Regions from separate parts of the Homo sapiens genome. Here region 1 is linked to region 2. Evidence: chromatin contacts called from ENCODE Hi-C or POLR2A ChIA-PET data. All regions are on one chromosome and are shown on one strand. Each heading gives the region's core, a stretch centred on a gene start or an enhancer-like site at or near the end of the contact. The rest is flanking DNA. Distances are from core to core; before and after follow the strand shown.

Region 1 (3,251 bases), core at 62-2,561, 39 kb before region 2:
ATTTTTCTCTATCAAATAATTTCAGAATTTGAAGTATATATAATTCAGTACTTTAAAAGAACATCTTATGTTTGTACATATGAAGCTACATATTGCTAAATATTTTTAATTAGTTGGCATTCAAAGGGATTAGTTAAATCAGTACACCCCCAGAAGAGTTTCTGTGATAATGTATTATCTAATTTAGAATGTTCAGAACAAGCATAAAGAATCCTCCAATGTGCAAGTGTCATTTTAAACAGTCCACTGGCTTGGGGCAGGAAACAGAGGTAGGACTTTTAATTTTATAAAATGAGGTTACAAAACCTGAAGCTAATAATTGATTTCATACTACTTTATTTCACATACTTTAGAAAATAAGTTGTGTTACATACACCAGAAAATTATTTTGAATATGAAAAGAATTGGCAACAAACGTGACTTCAGCATATAGTGAGTTGTGAAGGCACTGCCATTATTCTGTTCCCAAGCCAAGAGCCGACATATGCCCCTTGAACTTCTGCCAAAACTATTAGGCAGAAAACTAACAGAATCGCTACTGATAGTTCCATTCATGATTTATGATAATGGTTGCTGTGGAAGACTAAATCATTTACATTTATTGAGCTCATTTTTCTGTTTATAGTTTCAGACATTGTAGAGGGTCGTAAAATCTATTAAATGATGCATACAGCACTAACAATAATAGCATGAAAATATACCAGAAACTAATTAGAGCTAAACCAAATATCATGAGCATTCCTACCTAGTGTTACTGTAGTCAGATTGTGGCTAGTCTTGTCAGGCTTGATGAGAGAACAGTAAGCATTTTTCTAAAGCTAGAGGAATGGTGATACCTGGCGATTAGATAAAGTTTTGGTCAGGATAAAGTCACAAGTCAGTTTTTACCAAAAGTCTTTCATTTATGCAGCCATTTATGAGCAGCTGCTGTTTGCCCCACAGTCTTCATTTGAGGAGCTTAGAGAATGGGAGGGAGACATGTATGTGATATCATATGAGAAGTGCAATAATAAAAGATTGTACAAATAAAGAGCTTTGGAAGTATAGGTGAAAGGAGGTTTCCATGCAGGAATTATACAAAATTCACTAGCTTCCATTTATCTAGTTTGAGTATACCAATAGACCTAGGTTTTTATAGCTCCAGAGAACTTCTGGGAATTGTTCTGTAATTATTTGGTCAATTATCTCACATTTGTGGCCACACCCATATCTCAAAAACCTGAAGTACTGGTTCACAAGCAGATAGAACACAGCCATGTTCAAGGGCATTAAGCAACACACTACAGCCCTGCTTGAGCTATGTTTACATTCTTTGGGGGAGCTCTCATTTGAAAAGGCTGCACATAATTAGTAAGCCCTTGGGCCAACTGCCAGGATATTCTTTCCCTGCTCTGTGTACACCACAAAAAATTATAGCCTGAACTCAGTATTATTTGTAAGATTATGGATTTTCACTATGTCCTTCTAGTTGTAACTGGCTTCTTCTAATAAACGTGCACAATTACTATTTATATCTTAATAGCGAGGAAAAGGAGCAAATTTTCTTAAAAGCCACCATGTCCTTTGGAGGAAGACAATGGCTTACAATGAGATAACTCGCAGTTCAGAGGAAGGCTAACGTTTCTGAAGTCATTTATATGCTTGGGCTGGGTGTGACTCACCCCTGTAATCCCAGCACTTTGGGAGGAGAGGCTGGTGGATCATGAGGTCAAGAGATCGAGACCATCCTGGCCAACATGGTGAATTCCTATCTCTACTAAAAATACAAAAATTAGCTGGGTGTGGTGGCGTGTGCCTGTAGTCCCAGCTACTTGGGGGGCTGAGGCAGGAGAATCACATGAACCCGGGAGGTGGAGATTGCAGTGAGCCAAGATCACACCACTGTACTCCAGCCTGGTGACAGAGTGAAACTCCGTCTCAAGAAGAAGAAAAAAAAAAAAAAAAAAAAGTCTGGGTGCAGTGGCTCACTCCTGTAATCCCAGCACTTTGGGAGGCCGAGGCGGGGAGATCACGAGGTCAGGAGCTCAAGACCAGCCTGGCCAACATAGTGAAACTCTACTACTAAAAATACAAAACTACTAAAAATACAAAAAATTAGCTGGGCGTGGTGGTGGGCGCCTGTAATCCCAGCTACTCGGGAGGCTGAGGCAGGAGAATGGCTTGAACCCAGGAGGCGGAGGTTGCAGTGAGTCGAGATCACACCACTGCACTCCAGCCTGGGCGACAGAGCGAGACTCAGCCTCAAAAAAATAAAAAAAATAAAAAAATTCTGAGCTTTGTTTTTTGCATTATGATAAATAGCTGGCTTTTTAACAAAAAAACACAACTGTGTTACTTGGGCGTAGCTATACCACCATTTGATAGTCTCTTTTCAGATTTGTGAGGGTTTAATAGCAGAAATCTAAGATATTGGGACCCTTTTAGCTGGTCTTATTATACCCACGATAATTGTGTATTGCTATTGAAAGTGCTCCTTGCTGGTAGAGAGGAAGGACTGAATTTTACTGAGGATATATTAACTTGATTTGGAGGTCAGTTCTTTGCAAAAGTTTGGGAAGAGGCCGAACCATTCTGTTTGGCTCTTTGTTATAAGAAACTCAGAAATAATGATCTATACTTTCTTTGTTGATGCTGGAAAAAGAAAAATGACTTAAGAATTCACGGAGTAATTAACCTTATGGCCCCCTATAATTCTCATTGTATTTGGAGGAGAACCTTAGGTGACCAGTCTCGAAAGAAAGATTTCTGAGAGTGGATGTTCATACGTGTCTCTCTGCTTCTTATTTAATAGAGAAATGTTTAAGCTCTTTTGGTAGGGGGAGACTTACTTCAGTTACTTGTCGTTCTTTCAACTGCAAAAAGTTTGGGGTATTGAAGTGCCCTTGGACCATGTGCTTACGAAGTGTTGGTTCAAGGAATGGAATATTGTTATCACTAAGCAGATCTTTTATCTGCAAAGTCCAGAGAAGTGCACTTATTGATTTACTCATTTTCATGGCTCCCTCTACCTCTGTTCAGCCGCCATGATGCAGATAGGCATGCAAGATTGTTTAGGATTAGAATATATAGTAGCATTTACTTCTGATGTTGGCCTTATGCAAAGAAGAGTTACAGAGGCTGTGCAGATCTGTTGTAGATATAAGCCAAAATAATCTGCTCTTCTGTGTGAGCAGGATATGTTGGGAGCCTAAGGAAAGAAGTCCTTGTGCTGACATTGAATGGTGTAGTCCAGCAAATTAATGAGGGGCCAG
Region 2 (3,487 bases), core at 800-3,299:
TGTGAACTCAGATTCATCCACAGGCAAATATGTAATTTACTTAGAGAGTAATCTGAGCGACAGAAACATTATACCTCCCCTATATCTTGATACCTGCCACAGGGGATAGATAGCTTCATTAATCCTGTACTATTTTTCATCTTCTAAACATTTCTTCCTTGCAGTTTAAGGTGACTGCTATGTTTCCATGCAGAATTCTATCAACATTTTCCAAAATACTTTTATGATGCTTAGTCAAATATTTCCAGCCAAACAATGATTTTTACATAATGGTTTCACTTGTATTATTAATTTGCCTAAGGCACAGTTCACTTCTCAGTTTTGCTTTTAATTTCCATCTCTGTACCTCTAATGATGCAATACTTCTGGGAACTAGGTTGATCATAATGAATTTACAATGTACAGGAGGCCTAAAATAAAAATCTTTCAGGGTCAAGGAATAAGTGAATGGTCCATTAAAAAGTCAATTAGGCTCATAATTTAAGAAAATTATTATACTTTGACTTTGTATTTCAATAACAACTTTTTGCAAGTATGTTTTATTTAAACTTATGGATTTTGTAATAGAGCAAGTGAATGCAAGAAACGGACTGAACTAGGAGGTGGAGTAGGTTTGGCACTTGTATTTTAATAGGGCAAGCATTCTTCCATATGTCGTTCTTTCTGTTCTGTCTGTGGTATTGGCAGTGTTCTTTTTGAGAATGGAAACTGCAGCTTCCTTGAAAAAATTTTGACTGGAGTAATCAATAAAAATAAATAAACCACTACTTATATTCTCCTTACAACCTTTCCCTCACTGCTGACTAGTAGTGAAATACCTCTCGGGATATTATTTACCACTGTAGCTATTTGAATTCCAAAAATTATTTTGGCTAATTCCATATAAAAATAGAAAACCCAACATTCCCCCATGAGTTATGATTGTCCACAAACCAGAACTTTTTTTGCCTGTGTACATCTGGGAATCTTGAATATTGCTCAAGATATAAATATTGAAAAACTAAAAGGGCTATGAATATAATTTTAAATGTTTTTTCTTCAATGTTAAGATCTATTTAGATGGTGACAATATACTAGATTGTTCTGAGCCGGGTCCAAGATTAAGTTTGACTTCATTCTTGCTAACTTCCTTCCCTTTCTGTCACTTGCTACCAACACTGTGAGGTTGGGTCTTGAGTAAATGCCATCCATATGGGAGAAATGGACTAGGAAGATCACTGTATGGATCTGTGCTCTGCTCTACTAGCCCTGCCCTGCCTCAGACTAGAGCCTCCATGAGTATGGTCTTCTTGAGAAGCGGGGAGTCTGGGCGTGATACCAAGGGGGAAGTTAACAGGTTTTCCGACATGCTATTTTTGACTTCTCATTCTGGAGCACTGAACCTAGGTACCCTATTTTTTCAGAGATGCTGTTGGCTACATTGGAGACAGACTGAGAAACTAAGCAAAAATGTGAATTCAGTGCTTCGTGCCTCTGACTTGTGTTTCAGGCATGCCTAGGGACAGCGCCTCTACTGGCTCATTTCCACCACATGAAAGGTTTAGGCTCCAAACTCAAAACAGAACATGTTCCAATTAAGTGATCTACGTAACTTCAGGTCTACTTAGCCTCCCATACAAAGCCCCGTGATAGATTTCTCTGTCGACCAAGCATCACACGTTGGCTTTCTGTTGTTTTTGCTCCAGTGATACCTCCATGTATTTTTAAATGGTAGTATATACACTATGTGGTACAGGATTGCCCAGTGTTCAGCAGCAGAGAATGTGTTCTGTTTACAAGTATGTTTGAGAAACACTTGTTTAAACCAGTATATGCGTATCTTTCTACTCTGTTATTTCTCAAAATTCTACCAAGTTCATGTGCATTATGAGTCACCAAGATAGGAACAGAGAGTCACCATTCTCCAAACTTATTTATTCTCAAAACATCCTCTCAACCCCTCACTTTTTGCTTTTCCTGGAATACTGACATCCCACAACATTCTGAGTCACTGGGGAAATACCAAGGGCAAGTAAAGACCGTTGACTCCTGGTTCAGCGGTGTTCAGCTTACTCCTCTAACTGGCTGTGGAAACCGGAGTTGATTGTTTTCCAGAACTGCGAGCAAGTTTAAAGCAGTGTTGTAACCTGTCTCTACTTTCTGGCTTCTGTTTTGTGGACTTATGAAAGTGCGTGCTTACCACTGCTCCTCCTTTTTCAGTTTTCTCTTTCCCACCTTTCTCACTTGTTTAAAAAATGTACCTTTTTAAGCTCTAGTTCTAAGTTTATTCTAATACTAAAAACTACAGAAAAATTTGGGAGAAACCCATAAAATTACAATCAGAAAACAAAAATTTATCTGTATTAACACACTGTTAACATACTGGTCTGTGCTAATCATTTTTTTTCCTATAAAGTACACATTTTCCACACCTATGTACTTTTAAGAAGTTGACATCTATTTTCATTTTTATTTATTTTGCATTTTTATGCATTCTTAGAAAATCATATTAAATGTTTTCTGGATCACGGTCAGGTCTGTGTGAACAGACAAATGGGAAAGAGGGACAGAAAGAAGGAAAGATGTTCTGAAACATGAAATATTAGCTATGATATCTGGCCAAATTTCCCAACTCTCAAATAATATTCTCCTCATGTTATTCATTCTATTAAATGAGGTTTATAATGTTAGCTGGCTTGTATTTTGTAGTTATTCAGCCATTGAAAGCTATTACAATATTATTATCTATATCTGCATAGTAAGTTGTGCTTGGGAACATTTCCAGGGATACTGAATGCTTCTAGTGGAAATATGTAAAAGTTAATTAATTTCTTATTAAATCCTCCCAGTATAGAAGGAATATTTATAAATCTCCTTAGGAAACAGATGATCTGAAACTTTCCATTATTCAATGTTCTAATCATCTTTCAAAGCCTTGTGTTTTCAATACCAGACCGTTGAACTATCTGTGTCCTTCAGTGGGATACTCCCCATTCTTGGTGTGTCATTTTGCAAGTTTATGTGGATTTTCTGCATGCCGTTTCCTCTCTTTCTAATTTTACCAGCTGTTCTCAGTAATACCTGCTTTGGGTAATTACTTGAACTTTTTGTCATCTCAGTTGGTAGGATCCTTTTCAGCAAGTGATACATGTTTGTTTTCCTAACACTAATCTTTGCATTTAGATCACTTATTGTCATGCAAAGATTGTCTTTTAAAAATTAACCTTTTAAGAGAAACATTTTTTCTATCCTGTAGCAGCATTTTTCATGTTTCTTTGACCTCGTGAATCCTTTAGAAAAGTCAATTCTAATCAATAGGCTAAGTTTCAAGTTTTTTTAAAAAAATTTTCATTGCACAGGTAAATGAGAATTTTTAAGAATCTGTTAACCTGCTTTGTAGAACTTAACTATTTCGATAAATACTTGATTGGGTGTGTTGGCTCACACCTGTAATCCTAACACTTTGTAATCCTAACACTTTAGCAAGAGCATCACTTCAGCCCAGGAG

Evidence for each region. A loop is a pair of places that touch in the nucleus more often than their neighbours do. ChIA-PET counts read pairs that join two places held with the same protein, here RNA polymerase II (POLR2A). Pooled maps may share reads with other maps.
Region 1: a loop to region 2 is called in a map of PC-3, with 2.7 times the contacts of the local background. The contact joins two enhancer-like sites. A Hi-C loop is called at or near these places in 1 of 168 maps with a recorded cell type or tissue (PC-3) and 1 of 50 pooled maps. POLR2A ChIA-PET finds 5 or more read pairs at or near these places in 3 of 52 experiments (HCT116, MCF 10A and T-cell).

What each region holds. Positions count from the first base shown.
Region 1 is chr10:34,317,776-34,321,026 of GRCh38, reverse strand. The region is part of intron 19 of PARD3 (par-3 family cell polarity regulator); the gene reads left to right. Among named protein-coding and RNA genes, the nearest start is that of LINC02629, 420 kb to the right of the region's middle. Within about 2 kb of position 1,311, at least 7 of the 41 ENCODE cell types and tissues checked have a DNase peak (open chromatin) inside an H3K27ac peak, as active enhancers do; they include PC-3, where a contact is called at or near this core.
Region 2 is chr10:34,279,238-34,282,724 of GRCh38, reverse strand. All of the region lies in intron 21 of PARD3 (par-3 family cell polarity regulator), which reads left to right. Among named protein-coding and RNA genes, the nearest start is that of LINC02629, 380 kb to the right of the region's middle. Within about 2 kb of position 2,049, at least 11 of the 41 ENCODE cell types and tissues checked have a DNase peak (open chromatin) inside an H3K27ac peak, as active enhancers do; they include PC-3, where a contact is called at or near this core.